2 separate regions of the Homo sapiens genome follow, and region 1 is linked to region 2. Evidence: read pairs that join two places in POLR2A ChIA-PET (ENCODE). Cell type or tissue: PC-3. All regions are shown on one strand. Each heading gives the region's core, and the rest is flanking DNA. Links, peaks and the distances in the headings are about the cores only. Region 1 has its middle 26 kb from the start of XIRP2. Region 2 has its middle 61 kb from the start of SCN7A.

Region 1 (10,534 bases), core at 753-8,752, 310 kb after region 2:
TGGACCAATAACAGGCTCTGAAATTGTGGCAATAATCAATAGCTTACCAACTAAAAGAGTCCAGGACCAGATGGATTCACAGCTGAATTCTACCAGAGGTAGAAGGAGGAACTGGTACCATTCCTTCTGAAACTATTCCAATCAATAGAAAAAGAGGGAATCCTCCCTAACTCATTTTATGAGGCCAGCATCATCCTGATACCAAAGCCGGCCAGAGACACAACCAAAAAAGAGGATTTTAGACCAATATCCTTGATGAACATTGATGCAAAAATCCTCAATAAAATACTGGCAAACTGAATCCAGCAGCACATCAAAAAGCTTATCCACCATGATCAAGTGGGCTTCATCCCTGGGATGCAAGGCTGGTTCAATATACGCAAATCAATAAATGTAATCCAGCATATAAACAGAACCAAAGACAAAAACCACATGATTATCTCAATAGATGCAGAAAAGGCCTTTGACAAAATTCAACAACAATTCATGCTAAAAACTCTCAATAAATTAGGTATTGATGGGATGTATTTCAAAATAATAAGAGCTATCTATGACAGACCCACAGCCAATATCATACTGAATGGGCAAAAACTGGAAGCATTCCCTTTGAAAACTGGCACAAGACAGGGATGCCCTCTCTCACCACTCCTATTCAACATAGTGTTGGAAGTTCTGGCCAGGGCAATTAGGCAGGAGAAGGAAATAAAAGGTATTCAATTAAGAAAAGAGGAAGTCAAATTGTCCCTGTTTGCAGATGACATGATTGTATATCTAGAAAACCCCATTGTCTCAGCCCAAAATCTCCTTAAGCTGATAAGCAACTTCAGCAAACTCTCAGGATATAAAATCAATGTACAAAAATCACAAGCATTCTTATACACCAATAACAGAAAAACAGAGAGCCAAATCATGAGTGAACTCCCATTCACAATTGCTTCAAAGAGAATAAAATACCTAGGAATCCAACTTAAAGGGACATGAAGGACCTCTTCAAGGAGAACTAGAAACCACTGCTCAATGAAATAAAAGAGGATACAAACAAATGGAAGAACATTCCATGGCCATGGGTAGGAAGAATCAATATCATGAAAATGGCCATACTGCCCAAGGTAATTTATAGATTCAATGCCATCCCCATCAAGCTACCAATGACTTTCTTCACAGAATTGGAAAAAACTACTTTAAAGTTCATATGGAACCAAAAAAGAGCCCGCATTGCCAAGTCAATCCTAAGCCAAAAGAACAAAGCTGGAGGCATCATGCTACCTGACTTCAAACTATACTACAAGGCTACAGTAACAAAAATAGCATGGTACTGGTACCAAAACAGAGATATAGATCAATGGAACAAAACAGAGCCCTCAGAAATAATGCCGTATATCTACTACTATCTGATCTTTGACAAACCTGACAAAAACAAGCAATGGGGAAAGGATTCCCTATTTAATAAATGGTGCTGGGAAAACTGGCTAGCCATATGTAGAAAGCTGAAACTGGATCCCTTCCTTACACCTTATACAAAAATTAATTCAAGATGGATTAAAGACTTAAACGTTAGACCTAAAACCATAAAAACCCTAGAAGAAAACCTAGGCATTACCATTCAGGACATAGGCATGAGCAAGGACTTCATGTCTAAAACACCAAAAGCAATGGCAACAAAAGCCAAAATTGACAAGTGGGATCTAATTAAACTAAAGAGCTTCTGCACAGCAAAAGAAACTACCATCGAAGTGAACAGGCAACCTACAAAATGGGAGAAAATTTTCGCAACCTACTCATCTGACAAAGGGCTAATATCCAGAATCTACAATGAACTCAAACAAATTTACAAGAAAAAAACAACCCCATTAAAAAGTGGGCGAAGGACATGAACAGACACTTCTCAAAAGAAGAAATTTATGCAGCCAAAAAACACATGAAAAAATTCTCACCATCACTGGCCATCAGAGAAATGCAAATCAAAACCACAATGAGATACCATCTCACACCAGTTAGAATGGCATTCATTAAAAAGTCAGGAAACAACAGGTGCTGGAGAGGATGTGGAGAAAAAGGAACACTTTTACGTGGTTGGTGGGACTGTAAACTAGTTCAACCATTGTGGAAGTCAGTGTGGCGATTCCTCAGGGATCTAGAACTAGAAATACCATTTGACCTAGACATCCCATTACTGGGTATATACCCAAAGGACTATAAATCATGCTGCTATAAAGACACATTCACATGCATGTTTATTGCAGCACTATTCACAATAGCAAAGACTTGGATCCAACCCAAATGTCCAACAATGATAGACTGGATTAAGAAAATGTGGCACATATACACCATGGAATACTATGCAGCCATAAAAAATGATGAGTTCATGTCCTTTGTAGGGACATGGATGAAATTGGAAATCATCATTCTCAGTAAACTATCGCAAGGACAAAAAACCAAACACCGCATATTCTCACTCATAGGTGGGAATTGAACAATGAGAACACATGGACACAGGAAGGGGAACATCACACTCTGGGGACTGTTGTGGGGTGGGGGGAGGGGGGAGGGATAGCACTGGGAGATATACCTAATGCTAAGTGACGAGTTAATGGGTGCAGCACACCAGTATGGCACATGTATACATATGTAACTAACCTGCACATTGTGCACATGTACCCTAAAACTTAAAGTATAATAATCATAAAATTAAAAAAAAATAAAATAAATAAAAAAGGAAGTTTTATTGGAACACACACAAAAAATACAGCCATTATGGAAAATGGACTTAAGGTTCCTCAAACAATTAAAAATGTAACTACCATATGATCTAGCAATCCTAGTACTTAGTATATATCCAAAGGATATAAAATCAGTATGTTGAAAGGATATCTGCATTCCTATGTTTGCTGCAGCACTATTCACAATAGCTAAGATATAGAGTCAATCTAAGTGTTCATAAATGAATAAATGGGTAAAGAAAACACGGTGTAAAAATGCAGTACATATATATATAATATAATACACACACACACACACACACACACAGTGAAATACAATTAGCCTTAAAAAAACAAGACAGTCCTGTTAGTTGCAATAGTATGAATGATCCTAAAGAATGTCAAGTTAACTAGCCCAGGCACAGAAAGACAAATACCATTTGATCCCACTTATATGTAGAGTCAAAAAAAGTAGAACTAATGGAAACAAAGAGTAAAATGGTAGTTACCAGAGGTTGCAGAGTGGGAGATGTTGGTCAAAGAACACAAAATTTCAGTTAGGAGGAATAATTTCAAGCGACAGATTGTACATCTTGGTGAGTATAGTTAATAACAATATATTGTAAACTTGGAAATTCCTAAGAGAGTACACTTTAAATGTTCTCACCACAAAAAAATAATGTGTTTGAGGTAATGCATACATTAAATAGCTTGATCTGGCCACAAAATATAAAAATATCAAACATCCTATTGTATGCCATAATAAAAATTGAGAAACTAAGGATAAGAATAAATCAAACATAATTAAGAAGATTATTGACTTGAGAAACTTGGTGGCTAGTGGTTCTATGTCCTAAAATAGAGATAACAATGAAAGGAGTATATTTAGCAGGCAAGAGTCTCATATGGACTATAAGCTGTACTCACAGCTGTACTCACAGAAATATTCAGATATTTCTGTGGAGACTATGGTACCATCAGGCGTCTGCTAAAACAGTGAAGACACCTCCTCCCTCATTTTTTTGTTTTGGTGTAGGGATTTTCAAAGGGAGTTTTGGAAGTCTGTCTGATAATCTAGGCATAATCAAATGTTTTGGCTGTTAATGTCATGTTGTGATTTATCCCCTGATTGTCGAAACCTAGCAAGACAAAGGTTACAAATTGAATGGATGAAAATCATAGCTGGCCATTAATGAAATTAGAATGTAAGAAAATAGCATGCTACTAAACCTAGTATAATGTCTACTATATAATATCTCCCTCTGAAATTTTTGTTAAATCTAACTACAGCCTCAGTGTCCATGTTTCTTGAAAGAGCTGTTTCAAATTACTGGATTTTAATCCCCTCAAAAAACATTATCCATAATTATACCCAGACATCAGTAATATCATAATTTCTTTCTTGTACATTATTTGACTTCTGTCCTAAGGACAGAATTGGAGACATGGATTGGAGTAAACCATGGCCTGTTCGGGAAATGCAGCAACTCTGGCTGGGAGTGTGGAGGTGATCCTAGGAAGGGAAGGCAGTGGATAAAGGGTTCCTATGGAGCCACATATCACAGTGGGCAACTGGAACTAAAACCCAAGAGAAAATTCTGGAAATGTGCCAAACATGTGCCTCAAATTTAACACAATTCAAGAAGCCAGGAGTCATTGTTTGGGGAATGCTAAGAAGGAGGGAGAGGAGGATTAATTTCTTGATATTTTCAGTTTCAGCAGAGAATGATAAGAGCCCTCAGGCACAGATGATGTTACTGACAATTGTCAAGCAGCTTGAAAGATTTGAGGGGTGTCGGCAGGACATAGTCAGCATCAGCCTCAAATACCCCTTAGTTATAGTCTGCTCTGTCAGCCCCTGCTGCTGCTTTCCAATTTCCTAGAAATATGTGACACATTTGGTTGGAGACAGTGTTGGAATAGAAAGAGAGATGGATGATAATGAGGGCACACATTGGAATGTTTTTGACCAACGTACCCATGCTACCAATTTGTGCCTTTCTTCTCAGCAGATTAAAACTGAATTTAGTTGAGTCTTGTGCCTAGTGTTGGTCCTTTGCAGTCCTCTGACAAACACAGGGTGTGGTCTATGGCCTTCTCAATTTCCCTTTGGCTTTCTTTTCTACCACTGGAAACCCTATTTACCTGAACCCTGAGTACCAAGTGCCCTTATACTGTCCTCTGGTTGCCATTAAGTTTTTTCCACAGACCTAAACATCTTAGACTTCCCAATGCTCTGAGATTACATTGTTTCATGCCTTCCTCCCTCCTATTCAATCTCCTATTCTGTCAGTGCCTCAACTAAGAAACAATAGAACAAACTGAATGATACTAAAGTGCACATAAAAAGACACGTATATTAATTCCAAACATCTACAAATTAATTCAAAGCCATTAATCTCTCAGATCATAGGAGAGCAGTGTGACAAGCCAGGGAGAGAGATATTTAAGGGGACAGAAGTTTTCCTAGCACCTCTCAAAACATCCTGTGAACTCATAATTCATACATTCAAATCTGATTCTATCTACTCATATTCTGATCTATGAAAATGTCCTAGGATAGAATTTCAGGTTGTTAAATGCAGACTCTGGTGCTCTCCATTCTAGAACAATACCATTTAGATAATTTATTTCTTTGTGAAATATTATTATATTCCAGCAGTGCACTCTGGTGAAACTAGCCTTTTAAAATGCTAATTATTCATTTCAAAATGATCCCTGGGTTCCAGTTTGCCTGAGAGTGTATTTCCTAGGAGGAGTAACAAATTCTATGCATGAGTTTTGCCGAATCAGTGCAGCGTACGTAATGCTCAGTAACTTAACCCTCAATTTTCCAATCTCTTCTGAAAAGGCAGAAAGAGCTTCACAATTATATGTACTGTCAATGAGGGACAGCTCCTGGAACTCGCACTCCTCCCTGACCTCTGCCATCTTCCTGCTCACCTCTTGTTTCTCCCCCACAGAAATGGTGTCATCTTTCCATTTGTAATATTTCTCTGTCAATTTTTCTTTTAAGAAAGCATTAAAAAAGGATGACTAAGAGGAACACCAAACATTTTAGGGCAATAAAACTTACTCTGTATGATACTATAATGGTGGATACACGTCATTACACACTTGCCAAGAGAATGTACAGCACGGAGAGTGAACTCCAATGTTCACTCCTTAGTTAATCATAATGCATCAATATTGATTCTTCTATTGTAACAAATATACTACACAAATTCAAGATGTTAAAAATAAGGGAAGTTGAGGTAGTTGCTGAGAAGGTTTTTTGTTTGTTTTGTTTTTTTCTGAAGCATCATTTCTCAGTTTAATTCCTTATTGAATATCAGCAAGTTTTAGAGGTCAAACAAGATAAAATATCTAAGTTATTTATTGCAATAATTCACATTACCTTTTTGGAAAGATACAAAATATATCAGGATATGTCCAGTCTCTTACTGTAAGGCAAGAGGAAAATTTTTATCCTTGCAACTTTATTTGTATTAATTTTCTCTTTTGTAAAGAACTCCATTCCTTTAGACATTAGTAATGAGAAATAATTTGTGGAATCGAACACATGGTAAAAATTCATTTTATTTAATAATGGCACAATATACCAGCTAGGAGCCTTTCTCTAGTGACAGACAACTTGTTTAAAGAATAGCTTATCTTTAAACATCCTGTTTATATCCTCTCTATACTTAATGTCTCTATTTACAAAACAGAGAAATCCATACGGCCTGTCATAGTACTGCATTTGTTGTGATAATTAAATGAGATATGTTGAGCACAGTTTCAGGCACAGCATAGACATAAATGTAAAATATTTATCTAATATAATTATTATATTATCATAACGTCACATAGCATTTGGTTATTCATGCTTGAAAGATACAAAGATACTCTTTTCTATGACAATGTGCTAATTAAAGACATACATCTGTGTTCTGCCACCCCTTAGCAGTAAATAACAACTGTCATCATTTCCAAAGAAATACATGTGAAATGTTAGTGATAACTAAACAGCGTACTCATAAACTGGTCACAGTACATCATTTTATCCAGCATTTCCACAGTTGTGAACTAGCATAATGTAATATGCTAGTGATACATCCTGGGAAATCCACCAACCTATTAGAGACTTGCTGTGTAATCATTTAATTATTTCTTTTAACAAATATATACAGTACTTCCTCTATGCCAATCACCATTCTAAAAGCCGGAATGCAGCAGCAGCAAGATGTAAACAATTCTACCCTCATGAAATTTATAATCCAGAAAGAAAGGGAGACAATAAAAATTAATTATTTAATTACAATTGTGATGAGCCATTAAAGTACAGAATTTGAATAGGGTAAATAATAAGGGGTGCTAACCTCTCTGAAAGGGTAATGTGGTTAGGCAAAACTTAGCCCCATAAAATGTACTTTAAAATTCACTACTTCATTAAATCATGTTAAAATAATAATTTTCAAGTTTGGCACTTACTACCTTTATGATTTTTGGCTAAGTTACTTAAATACCTCTGGCCTCAATTCTCTTGTTTATAAAACAGAGATAATAATATTTATTTAAGTGGACACTGTGATGACTAGGAAAGAAAGTGTGCAAATTACTGGCCAATAGTAAATATTGAGTATCTATTTACATCTTAAAAACATAGCTGTTGTCTACTCTTAGTATCTGACATTTAGATGTAAAAATATTGGATGTTATTGTAATCAATCTAAACTTTATAAATGTTTAATTTCTAGGTAATTGTAGTTTATATTTTCTCATGCTGAATAGGAGTGTGACATTTGTGTGTATGCACATGTGTGTGCATGCACATTTTGGGGTGACTTCTGCTTCACTGATTGTAGAAGGAGATTCCAAAATTATTGAATCTTATACAACTTTCACCATTGTAAATGAATTATTATATAGCAATGAAGTGAAACTGGACTAAACTATTGAACATGAAGACCTGGTTGATTCTGAGACACACACACTCCCTGAGACACTGGTCAAGTGTCACCTATGTACAAATATGGAGCATTGGCATCCTAACGTGGAAAAGTGATGCATGATTCCAAAGCAGTTGTGAGTATATCCAAAGGCAGCAAGGCTCTCTCTTAATGTAAAGATGGCCAGGCGCGGTGGCTCACGCCTATAATCCCAGCATTTTGGGAGGCCAAGACGGGTGGATTACAAGGTCAGGAGATCGAGACCATCCTGGCTAACACGGTGAAACCCCATCTCTACTAAAAATACAGAAGATTAGCCGGGTGTGGTGGCACGTGCCTGTCATCTCAGCTACTCGGGAGGCTGAGGCAGGAAAATCACTTGAACCCAGAAGGTGGAAGTTGCAGTGAGCAGAGATCGTGCCACTGCACTCCAGCCTGGGCGACAGAGTGAGACTCCATCTCAAAAAAAAAGAAAAAAGAAAAAAAATTCCATGAAAGGTATATACATTTATCCCTTTTCCAACAATTCTCTCTCTGTAGATTTAAGACAGCCCACAAAGTTTTGTTGTTGTTATTTTGATAATGACATCCCTTTAGGATTCTCAATTTATAGAAAAATGGGGGAAAATATTTTCCCCAGGGTCAGTTATACGTCTGTAAGTGCACTCACAACTTTTAGAGAAATGACAGAAAATTTCTCTGGCTGTAGGGTTTAAACAGTTGTCATGTCTTTAATTATGATATTTAGAAAATAATTTGAAAAAAATTGAAAATGACTTTTCTAGAAAAGGCCTATATAAAATAGAATTGTTAAATGCAAGCTCTATCACGGTTGCTGCAGGCAGAGGGAGATTATGCTGAAGCAAGGATGCAGGTTAGTGTTGATTTCACCTGGAGAGCCATCAGCCACCTTTGCTTTGCCCCATTTTCAATCCCTGCATCACAGCCTTCCCTTTACTGGCAAATATTTTCAGACAGATTTTGAAAGCAAGCTGAGTGAAAGTGGATTACAATTCAGTCTGTCCCCAATTTTCTGATTCACAGAAATTTAACACAGAAATGTGTCAAAGTGATGTTAGAGCAGAAAATGTCAAATAATAATGAAAATAGTTTTTAAAAGTGATCATTGAACCTGTTGAGAGGAAAGGTCTGATTAAGAATCGCACAAAATATAAATCTAGTTTCTTTGGAAGAGATATGCGGGGGACAGAAATTGGAAATTACTCAGTTAATGGAAAATAAAAATAAAAATGTAGTATATTTTCATTTCAGTTTGATCCTTGAGAGCTTCATTGACGTAGACACTCCTTGGCTTCCTGCAGAGTTAGATCATTTACATCCTTCTTCTTAACATCTTTTGCCGGCTAACCATTTCAAAATTACAGCTAAATTGAAAGCACTGTCTGTTATTTGCTGTATACTGGAACTCAGATCTCCCCTTGGAGAGCTCTAAGCTCATTCAATGAGGCATAGCGCTTAATTTCATTTGCAGAGTTTCTGCTACTCAACTTTCCACAAATTAAATGAGATCATTCATTGCTTCCCTTATAGGCTAATGGGACTTATATTGTTTGTCCACATTTAATGTCCTAATGTCTCAGTTTCATAGTTTAATGTTTAATAACAAATCAGTGATGGAATTGAACGTACTGTAAAATAGAAATCCTTAAGTTTATTACTTTCCTGTGGCTCTGTGGAACCTTAGACCTCTTCTAGCTCAGAGAGTTGCAAACAGATACCTACAGGGGCCAGGAAGGCTATCAATATGTGAACTGAACTTGAAATAAGAGAATAGAGCGGATTGGGTTCTATGATGACTTGAAGAAAAAGTTTGCTATTTTAAGGAATGAAAATAAGCATCAAGAAAAAATATGTACAGCACACATTCAATTCTATGGATAAAATTTGTCCTAAAGCTCACAAGTTTTGTAATTTGGTCTTACCTACCTTTCCTATGCTATACTTTAGGAAATAACCAAGGAGCAAAAGTGATTTAATTAATTACCAAATTCATTTATGATTCCCAGTATAGTGTTTGAACAACTACACCAACACGGTCTCTGTACTTGGGATGAATTGCACACATTTATCATTGTGACCTGATACAAGAAGACAATGTGAACGTTAAAGGAAAATAAAGACTGACATTGGATTAAGGTAAAGAGAAAAACAGCAGGAATCAGTGTGCATAGTATATTAAATAAGCAAAATAAGTAATTGAAAGTTGATCATTCATAAGGGTTGTCAGGAGAGCCACTGTAGTTTAGATGATTCAACTAATTAAAGTAGAAGTGTCCACTATAAAATGAGAACAGACAAGCCAGTAGGAGTATAAGACAGACTGAAAATTACAGTCTTTGTTTTTTTCTATCTTGGTTTTAAGCCTAAGACTAAATGGCAGGCATTTTTAAGCAGCCAAACTACAAACTAAACTGGCAGTCAGAAAGTATATTTATATACTGTATGTGGCTTTGGTAATTATTTGGAGTATGATGCTTCTTTATGAATTCAGAATTTGGAAAATAATGATACAGCACTTCCATAAATTATTATAAACAGTGAAAATTATTTGGAGACATAGGAAAACACAATTTTCTGTTTCTTGTGAAGGAGAAAAGGCAAATCCAAGCTTGCCAGCTCATGTGAGCAAGATTAGAAAAAAGAGCAATGATCCTGGGAATACATTATGTTTATGCCTACAGGATGATTTTATGACGTTAGTTCTTGTGTGAAATTATGCCAATTCCTGGTATTCAGTAAAAAGGAAAAACATGCTAATAAAATAAGCTGTTTCATATATTGTTGTTTTCATGTTCTGGGTTTCACTAAGAGCTAAGACACTTCTTAGAATATTAATACTTTTTGAATACAGATTCACAATTATCTTTGTTTCTTTAGAAATAA
Region 2 (10,534 bases), core at 930-8,929:
TTATGGGGTACATGAGATATTTTGATACAGGCATGCAATGTGTAACATGCACATCATGGAAAACGGGGTATCCATCCTCTCAAACATTTATTATTTGTGTTATAAACAATCCAATTATGCTTTTAGTTACATGAAAATGTACAATTAAATTATTATTGACTATAGTCACCCTGATGTGCTATCAAATACTAGGTCTTATTCATTTTTCTAATCGTTTTTTGTATCCATTTACCATCCTTACTTCCCCCTTAATTCCCCACTACCCTTCCCTCCCGGCCTCTAGTATCCATCCTTCTACTCTCTGTTCATGATTTCAATCGTTTTGATTTTTAGGTCCCAAAAATAAGTAAGAATATGTGATGTTTGTCTGTGCTGGGCTTATTTCACTTAACAGAATCTCCAGTTCTACCCATGATGTTGCAAATGACAAGATCTTACTCTTTCTTATAGCTGAATAGTACTCCATTGTATATATGTACCACATTTTTGTTTGTTTGTTTGTTTGACACAGAGTCTCGCTGTCGCCCAGGCTGGAGTGCAGTGGCGTGATCTCGGCTCACTGCAGGCTCCGCCCCCCGGCGTTCACGCCATTCTCCTGCCTCAGCCTCCTGAGTAACTGGGACTACAGGCGCCTGCCACCACGCCCGGCTAATTTTTTGTATTTTCAGGAGAGACATGGTTTCACCGTGCTAGCCAGGATGGTCTCGATCTCCTGACCTCGTGATCCGCCCACCTGGGCCTCCCAAAGTGCTGGGATTACAGGCGTGAGCCACCGCGCCCGGCCATGTACCACATTTCTTTATCCATTCATCTGCTGATGAACACATAGGTTGCTTCCAAATCTTGGCTATTGTAAACAGTGCTGCAATAAACTTGGGAGTGCAGATATCTCTCCAATATACTGATTTCATTTCTTTTGAGTATATACCCAGCAGTGAGATTGCTGGATCACATAGTAGCTCTATTTTTAGTTTTTTTTTGAGAAATCATCAAACTATTCTCCACAGTCGTTGCACTAATTTACATTTCCACAAAAAGGGTAGACAATTCTATTCTTAAATTCATTATTTGCTGTCTTATATTTCAGAGAAATTTATATATGAGTTACATTTACATAGAATTTTCTTACACTTTGTATTTTTCACATCAGGACTGCAAAGACATTTTAAATTAAGATAAAACAAAATTCACAAAAATGAAGTAAATTGAATCTCATTTCATCTGTAGTATTTGATGCCTGAGACATATTAGAATAATCATTTTTTACTTAAATGAATTTGTTTTATTTACACTGTTCTAAAGGAAAGGGAAGAAACATTACTTTAAACACAGAAAACTAGAGTATATTCCACTGCTGAGCTAGAGTGTTGCACTACTTCTTGACCAATGTCATCTTTATGACTTTCAAGGTGGTGCAGGCATTTGGGCCTAAGAAACTGGTCTTGCTCAAATGTTGTAATCACTATCCAGAGGCAGAAAGTGATGAAGAATAACAGAGCAGTGGTTGTTGACCATTTTAAATACCTTTCTTGTAGATTTATTGGTCTTGGTGTTTATGGCTTGGAAGAATTAATTTTACTGGTGTGCCCTATTATTGTTTCCCTTTCTGTTTCTTGTGTATTATTTGTAACACCATGAGATAACAGTTTGCAAAGCAGGGTGTTAAAGAGCATAGAGAACTTAATTTGGCTTACCTTTGAGATTTATTACCTTGCAAAAAGAGGCACAGGAGAGAAATTCAAGAACTTCATTATAGTACAAACTGAATGAGACTGAGAGTTGTGCTGTTAGAATATAAATTAATTGATTAATATGTAATCTTGTAGTAAATAAATATTATATCTGTTTGTCTCCCTTAAAAATAGATAATTTCTACTTAAGAACTGTGCCTACAAATTAAAATGTAGTAAAACAGTGTTCCATCTTTTCATAAATATGAAAAATTTCGCTTCTAATATTTAAAAATCCTTCACTTACAGAGACTGAACAGAAGTTTTGGCAAGTAGATGAATTAAACATATCAGACTCAGATTGATCTTCCCATCTATTCATAATTTTAACAACCAAAATTATTTCTCACTGTATATAAGGTATGAAATTGAGATTCAGTTTTCTAGAAGACTGAATTTAACTATTTTTATTTTTGTTTATATGTGAGTTTGTATAATATATTAAAAATAAATAAATTTGCCATTGTCTCCTACTCACAAACTTAGGCATAATTCACAATAATTAAAACTTAGAATGAAATATACAAAGAGCAATACAAGTGAGTTTTAAGCTATTTTTCTATTTGATTTAAGCCAGAGCTCTTTGACCACACCTTAACTGGTGCTATTTTAAAGCTTCACTTAAATTTATTGTTTGAAAAATGTGAAGAGTTTTGCTAAAATTTTAAATAATTGAAAACAGCAAAGACCATCAAGAAAAATTGTCTATTAATTGACTGCTACTTCAATTAAGGGGTATTAATTTGAAGTGGTTGTATAACATGAGTGTGAAAACCATTACTTCTATAAAACATAAAATCTGATTCCTTCGTAAAAAGTCTTACCAGTTGCTTCTTTCTGAGATTTTAAATGTTCATTATTTAACATCTAGTTCCTTTTTGTATTTTAAAAGTGATCAAGCATTGTAAATACGAAATGAGACTAAAATAAAACACAAACTTGCATGGATTTATAACTTCCAGCCAAGGTGGAGTGGAGTAACATAACTTAATACATCCATGTAACAACAACAGTAGCAACAGCAATAGCATGCAGTAGAGTGAGGAAGGAACTCAGTAGTGTTTTGGTGAAGTTCGTGAGTTGAGGAGATGGAACTTAGAGGCTGGGGACGCCAAGGTGTTGATATGTCATAAGGCAGAGTTCTGGAGAGACAACAGCTGTGCAGAGAGAGTACTCTGGAGATTTGCTGAGGGTCCCATGGAAGTGTTCAGCTGAATAGAGACTACCCAGGGCCAGGAAGAGAACCATTCAAAAAGCATAAACAATCCAGATATCTCACACAGGGTCTAAAAAAGTTGTGTTTTTCACAATCCAGAAAACCTCATATTTCATGGTACACTGGGTATCGCCTCAGTAGAAAAGAAAATTAGTGTTATATTATGCTGCTTAAATCCCAGAAAATAGGCCAGGTGCAGTGGCTCACACCTGTAATCCCAGCACTTTGGGAGGCCGAAGAAGGTGGATCACCTGAGGTTAGGTGTTCGAGACCAGCCTGACCAACATGGAGAAACCCCGTCTCTACTAAATATACAAAATGAGCTGGGCATGGTGGTGCATGCCTGTTATCTCAGCTACTTGGGAGGCTGAGGCAGGCAAATCACTTGAACCCAGGAGGTGGAAGTGGCGGTGAGCTGAGACCGTGCCATTGTACTCCAATCTGGGCAACAAGAGTGAAACTCCATCTCAAAAAAAAAAAAAATCCCAGAAAATAGAGTTTAAAGGCAAGCTTTGAATGTACCAAAGTTTCCCACAGAAAAACTCAAGAGTATATCAGCAGAGTATATAGGCACATATTAAAACATAGACTACACCAAATTAAAATTTACAGTGTCCAGCATCTAGTCAAAAATCACCAGGCATGCCCAAGAGCAGAAAAATATGATTCATAATGAAGACAATAAAACACACAATGAAACAATTAAACATACCCAGAATTAACACATGAATAGAATTTGTAGATAAGATATTAAAATGGTAATTATAACTATATTCCATATGTTCAATACATTGGACAAAAATTTAAGTAAGTTTAGTAGAGAGAAAGAATCTACTTTTTTTTGTTGTTGTTGTTTTTGAGATGGAGTCTTGCTCTGTAGCCCAGGCTGGAGTGCAGTGGTGTGATCCCGACTCACTGCAACCTCTGCCTCCCGGGTTCAAGTAATTCTCCTGTCTCAGCCTCCCAAGTAGCTGGGACTACAGGCGTGCGCCACCATGCCCGGCTAATTTTTGTATTTTCAGTAGAGACGGGGTTTCACCATATTGGTCAGGCTGGTCTCGAACTCCTGACCTTAGGTGATCTACCTGCCTCAGCCTCCCAAAGTGCTGGGATTACAGGCATGAGCCACCGCACCCGGCCACGGAATCTACTTTTAAGAGTCCCTTAAAGTTCTAGATATAAAATATAAAAATATTTTAGACAATAATTACACTGAAAAAAGACAGCAAATTGAACACAGCAGAAGAAAAGATTAATGAACTTAAATACAGCAGTAAAACCTATCCAAAATAAAAATCAGAGAAACAAAATGACTTAAACAATGAAAAAGGTATGTAAGAGCTGTAAGACAAGGTGAGTAACATATGAGCAACTGTATCTCAAAAGAGAGGAAAGCAGTCAGAAAACACATTTGTTTCCAAGTTTTGATGATCATTTTAAACCAACAAATCGAAGAAACTCACTAAATCCAAATATGAGAAAGTTTACAATGACTACACCAGGATGTATTATAATACAATTGTCTAAAACCAATGCTGTATAGTATGTACATGGGTACAGTAATAAAAATGATGCCTGACTTCTCATTGGAAATAAGGCAATCCAGAAAACAACATCTTTGAAATACTGAAAGAATAAAAAGTTATCAACCTAGAATGGTATATCCAGTGAAGGTATCTTTCAAAAATGAAGGAGAAACACTTTTTCAGACATACAAAAACTGAAGGAATATATCAATAGCAGGCTCACTATTAAAAAATGTTAAGGGAATGCAATTTTTCTTCTATTAAATTAAAGTTGGGGTTTTCTGCATAAAAGCTGATGTGTTTTTTACTAACACATCAATTTGATCATTATCAGGTTAAGGAAATGAGTATTACAATGTTTGCTAGTAATGATGATATGTCCAATATTGCTCTGGAGTATTAAGAAATCCTCTATTGGTATAGTTCATTGACATCTTGGTCAAGGGGAAAACATTTTAAATAACAATTCCTACTCTAGTCACTCTATTTCAGAGAGATTTTAAGAAGACTGTTGGACAGGTTGGGCGCAGTGGCTCACGCCCGTAATCCAAGCACTTTGGGAGGCCGAGGCAGGCAGATCACGAGGTCAGGAGTTCGAGACCAGCCTGATCAACATGGAGAAACGCCTTCTCTGCTAAAAATACAAAAATTAGCCGGGCATGGTGGTGCACACCTGTAATCCGAGCTACTCAGGAGGCTAAGGAAGGAGAATTGCTTGAACCTGGGAGGCGAAGGTTGCAGTGAGCTGAGATCACGCCACTGCACTCCAGCCTGGGTGACAGAGTGAGACTCTGTCTCAAAAAAAAAAAAAAAAAAAAAAAAAAAAAAGACTGTTGAATAATGGGTAGTTCAAGAGTAAGGAGCCAGTGGGAGTTCTATATTTTAGGGCATGTTAAATATTGTCTCTTTTACAATTTTTTTTTGTAGTCCTCATGATAGAAAGACTTCCCTTCTCTTTCTACTTCAAAAGCTCTGATCTACAAATTGCTTTCCCATCCTGGTCTCTCTACATTTCTTCATCTCCAGTTTTATTCTACATTTTGAAATGGAAAAATCATTCTGCAAGTACCTCATTCATCTGTGAGCCTTCCATGGCTGAGAAAATTCTTAAGACTATATAAATAGCATAAGAGTAAGGAATTATGGAGAAAGCAAACATTAATTATTTGAATATAATTCTTCTCAAGTGATTAACATGAAATGCCAGGCTTGGTTTACAATGCTAGTTTGGAGGCTCTGAGCTTAGCCTAGATTAAATAGCTAAATGGTCCCTTGGTAGGTCTTTCTTTTATCTTTCTCTGTTATAAATTTATCACTTCTTGGTACTCTCTGAAAGCATCAGAAGAATGCAAAAATTATCTATGTTTTAATAAAAATGTTTAATTTTGGTAGCTGTAATTAGGATGTGAATGTAGCCACAAAAAAAAAATAGATGAGGTGAGTGAAATATTTTTCATATAGTTGGCCAGAATTCGCCTAAGGAAATTATGCTTAATGTAGCTGTAGAAAATTATAGCTAATTCATATCATTCACATTTTCATAGGTAATAATCAAGGATTAAGAAAATATAATGAGGTTTTCATCCCTCTTATTAAAAAGTATGATTGTTGAAGATGAAATAAATACATAAAATAAAAATCAAAGAACAGGATTTGATTTTCAGAACCCTGGGTTTACTATTCCAGAATTACTTTCTCCTAGAAAAGAAAAGAACATGTTTGACAGAAAAACCAATGACTTGATTTTTAAAAGCCTTAAATTTAATGAAAAAAGACACAGAAGGTCACATGGTCATTTTCAAATGTTAACATGTTTCAAATAAATACCAAATTTAAAAAGTAAAACATGAGTGTTTCAAAACTAAAATATTTCAATTAAGTATATGTGGTTATATACAGGGCTTTTGATGTGCTCAAATTTTAAATGTGCATTTATAAATGATGTAAGAAGTATCACAGAACTATAACAACTATTATAAATTTAAAATATCCTGCAAAAATAGAGTGAAAATCTACAGACCATAAATTTAAAAAGATGTTAGGAAACAATGAATGCTTTCAGCCTATAGTCAGAACACAGAGAACAAGAAAGAATTACTATTTGGAACAAATGTAGTGAAATTATCAGATAAAATAAAGCAAGCAAGCAAGAGAGACACAGAGATAGACAGGCAGAGATAGAGACAGAATACTATTACTTTTTGGTTTTTGCTTCCATAGAAGGAGATTTGTATGAATTTCTAGTATTAATATAATTGCATTAAAGAATATTGAAAAATTATAGACATTGAAAGTTTGACTGTGATCATCACTGGTGGAAATCTTTTAGATATAACAGACATCGGGCAGTGTAATAGAAGACTGAATATTGAGATTGAATGCAGACATTATTTAAACAAAAAAAAGGAAAAGGTAGGTTGAAGATCTTGAGTCTGGCAGTACATGTGAATAAGTAATTTAAAATTAATTACTATTATGTTCTTTAGAAGTAAATTAATCTCTGAATTTATTGAGAAAATTTCTCTGAAAAATGTATTTCCTTTATAAAATTTTTTTTTTTTAAGATGGAGTCCCACTCTGTCGCCCAGACTGGAGTGCAGTAGCGCAATCCCAGCTCACTGCAACCTCTGCCTCCTGGGTTCAAGTGATTCTACTGCCTCAGCCTCCTGAGTAGCTGGGACTACAGGCACCTGCCACCTCGCCTGGCTAATTTTTGAATTTTTAATAGAGACGGGGTTTCACCACATTGGCCAGGCTGGTTTGAACTCCTGACCTTGTGATCCGCCTGCCTCAGCCTCCCAAAGTGCTGGGATTACAGCACCGCACCTGGCCTATAGGAATCTTTTAATTGGTTAATAAGTCACTATAAGAGTAAGTAAAAATATGATCGCTGGGTTTCTGTTACAATAAATTAAGTTTACCTCAATAAAAGTAGTTAACTAGAAGTTTAAGATAAGCCAAAACACTTTGGGAGGCCAAGGTGGGTGGATCACTTGAGGTCAGGAGTTCAAGACCAGCCTGACCAACATGGTGAAACCCCATCTCTACTAAAAATACAAAAATTAGCCAGGCATGGTGGCGTACCCTTGTAATCCCAGCTACTCGGGAGGCTGAGGCATGAGAATAGCTTGAACCCAAGAGGTGGAGGTTGCAGTTGGGCTGAGATCACACCACTGCACTCCAGTCTGGGCAACAGAGGAGACTCCGACTCAAAATAAATAAATAAATAAATAATTTTAAAAAGATGAGCTAAGATAAGCTAAGATAATGTGGCTTAAAAAGTAACATAAAGAATTTTCAGTAACTTCTTTGTAGCAGCAGCAGAGATTCAAATAGAACAGAGATAGCAAGATAAAAACCTCATGGACTACAACTTTACTAGAACCAGTTGAAAGGGAATTCCATTTCTAGTAAGGATGCAAAAAGGTATGGACAACCTTCATTCCTGTAGTAACACAAAGGGAAACCCAGATAAAACACAAAACAGTACTATTCTATGAAATTATTAAAGACCAGTCGATGCAAGAAAGTCTTCATGAGTTGATTCCCAAAGACAGAAATGACTCATATGCAACCAGCAAGTCTCAGAGCAGTTCTGAGGCAACTTCTGGGTTGGGTCTAGGTAAAGGATAAAGGCTGCCAAAAAAAAACATAAGAAATTGACATGCTAAGTAAAGGCCAGCTAAGCTACTAGTCAAGATTGGGGCAGGCAGGAATAACTGTAGTTTTGAAGATGCTCAAATAACAAAATAGTTTGCTTGGCCTAACAATAATCTCTACTGCATCACCACCATCACCTGTTTTGCTGAGAATAGTGCCACAAAAGTAGGGCTGAAAAGCCAGACAAGGAAACAACACAAATTAAATCAAAAAATCAATCTAATGTCAATCAGTCAACTATTACAGTCCCTGAGAAGTAACAAAACATGACAGAATATATTTAAGTAAATAATAGTTAAAGATTTTCCAAATTTCATGAAAGACATACATCTACAATATTAAGATTTTTAGGAAATCTCAAAAAGAATAGAGCAAGAAAATCACACATAAATATATCACAGTCATACTGCTGAAAATTCACTATAAATCCTAAAAACATCCACAGGAAAAACATTATGTACAAGGAAACAAAGTAAATAACTTCTCATTAGGGACAAGGCATGCCAGAAATTATGACATTTTTAAAGTGGTTAAAAAGCAAAAAACACTACCCACTGCTACTGCCCCAACCCCAACAGCAACAAAGCAACTATAAACTTAGAATTTTATATCCAGCAAAAAACATCTTTTAAAAGGGAAGGTAAAATAAAGACATTTTCAGATAGATGGCGTCCAAGAGAACCTGTGGTCAAAGCAAAGTGCCAGTATTTTAGGAATAGTATAGAGAGGGATCCTGCCTTAAGTAGATATCCATTCGTATGAAAGAAAAGACCCCTTCAAATTCTAAAAGTCTATTATATTACCTGATTTTTAATTGGAATATTCACAATTTCAGTTCCCTGATTTTCTCTTTCCCTTCAGTCCAAAACACATTTGCATCTTTTAGAAGTTATCTTTACTTATCATATTTATCATATTTTATTGTATTCATAATTGCTTCAGGAATTAAGGTACTTTACAAATACTAAGTGAAATCTTCATAATCTGAAATCTAAAGGGGGTCTTAAACTTCATTAAAAATTTTAAGCTCCATTAAACTTAGTTAAGCTTCATTAAATAAGGGTTATCGTCTTTAGTCTTCTTAAATAAAGCTGAGAACAACTAAACCTTTGAAAATTCTTTTTAATGCTTCTATGCTCAAAAGACTACATAAGACTGGTTAAGCATCAAAAGTTAATTAACCCAGGATCATTTAACATCTTTTCTTCCTGGTTGATAGAACACCTACATTGTTAAAGTAATATGAATCCCATTAAATAGTTTTAAATATTGTTAAAATGTGTTAAGCATTATTAATCCAATTAATCACCATAATGACAGTAAACACAGTACATATTATTCAACTTTCAGAAAGAAAAATTGTTTAGTTTGGATAAAATATACTAAGCTTATGAGTAACTAACATTAATATTTATCTCCCTTTAATATTATTAACTACTCCTTATTTTGAAGTGAAGATACTGAATCAGTGAAATTGTAAGCCTTTATCTGAATTGCATTTTGCCTACTAACCTATACATTCAATATCATAAAGAATCATTTAAAATCTGCACTTTGCATGATTCAGATTTTATATCTATACTTATATCTATCAATTCGTCAACAAATGAATAAAGAATGAATAGATAAAACTGTCAAATAAGGTAGTTCTGTATATGCAATTACCAAAGAAAAGAAAATGCATAGCAAAGGGCACTTGAAGTAGCCCACAGTTATTTTTCTGAATCAATATCTGGTACTTGGTGGGGCCATTAGGCTATTGATTCATCTTGATACCACATGAATTAATATTTAAGAATATCTACACACTCTTCAGACAGTTGAATTTTCTCGATGGTTTTTTTTTTTACCTATTTTCTTTCAAATAAAGAAATGCATTAAAATCAGAACAAGGTGTCATAAAAGGGAAATATTTTTAAAATGATAAAAATCACATGTATTTACTCTTTTAACAAATATTTTCATTTAATCAAGGCTGCTGCTCAGTTCAACTTTATCAGTTATTAGGTTAATGCCCAGGTTGTGAAGGACACATGACTTGAATTAGTCACTTAGGGCCCATAGCCAGTCTCTACCAAGATGCTATAGCAATCTAAGAGCTGTGAAGAAAAGAGCATGTCCTTAGTTCAAGTCCCTACATTTTGATACCATCATAACTTGCCAGATGCTCCATATAACATCTCTGCCTCTGCCACTTTCATTGCTATTGGGTGTGCCACTTTCACTGCTATTGGGTGTAGCACTAAAGCCTGAATGGCACAGCAACTTATACTGTAGGCTTTGTCTGCTGTAAAGTCCTTGGTTTACCTAGACCACATGCTAAACTGACTGGTAAATGGGTCAAGTCCAAATACAGTATTTGTTTTCTCCAGTTATCCTAAAAACCCAAACATTATGCTTCG

The links. Peaks named below come from ENCODE experiments on the same cell type or tissue, not always from the same donor. Only the 100,000 strongest peaks of a DNase experiment are listed, where the experiment ranks them.
Region 1: POLR2A ChIA-PET joins it to region 2 with 11 read pairs; 2 of 35 experiments call an interaction of 5 or more read pairs at or near these places.

What each region holds. Positions count from the first base shown.
Region 1 is chr2:166,857,161-166,867,694 of GRCh38, forward strand. No RefSeq gene overlaps it. Among named protein-coding and RNA genes, the nearest start is that of XIRP2, 26 kb to the right of the region's middle. In PC-3, for the core only: no CTCF peak of the experiment used is centred there; a DNase peak (open chromatin) is centred at 5,751; H3K27ac peaks cover 1,413 bases.
Region 2 is chr2:166,549,630-166,560,163 of GRCh38, forward strand. No RefSeq gene overlaps it. Among named protein-coding and RNA genes, the nearest start is that of SCN7A, 61 kb to the left of the region's middle. In PC-3, for the core only: a CTCF peak has its summit at 8,827; no DNase peak of the experiment used is centred there.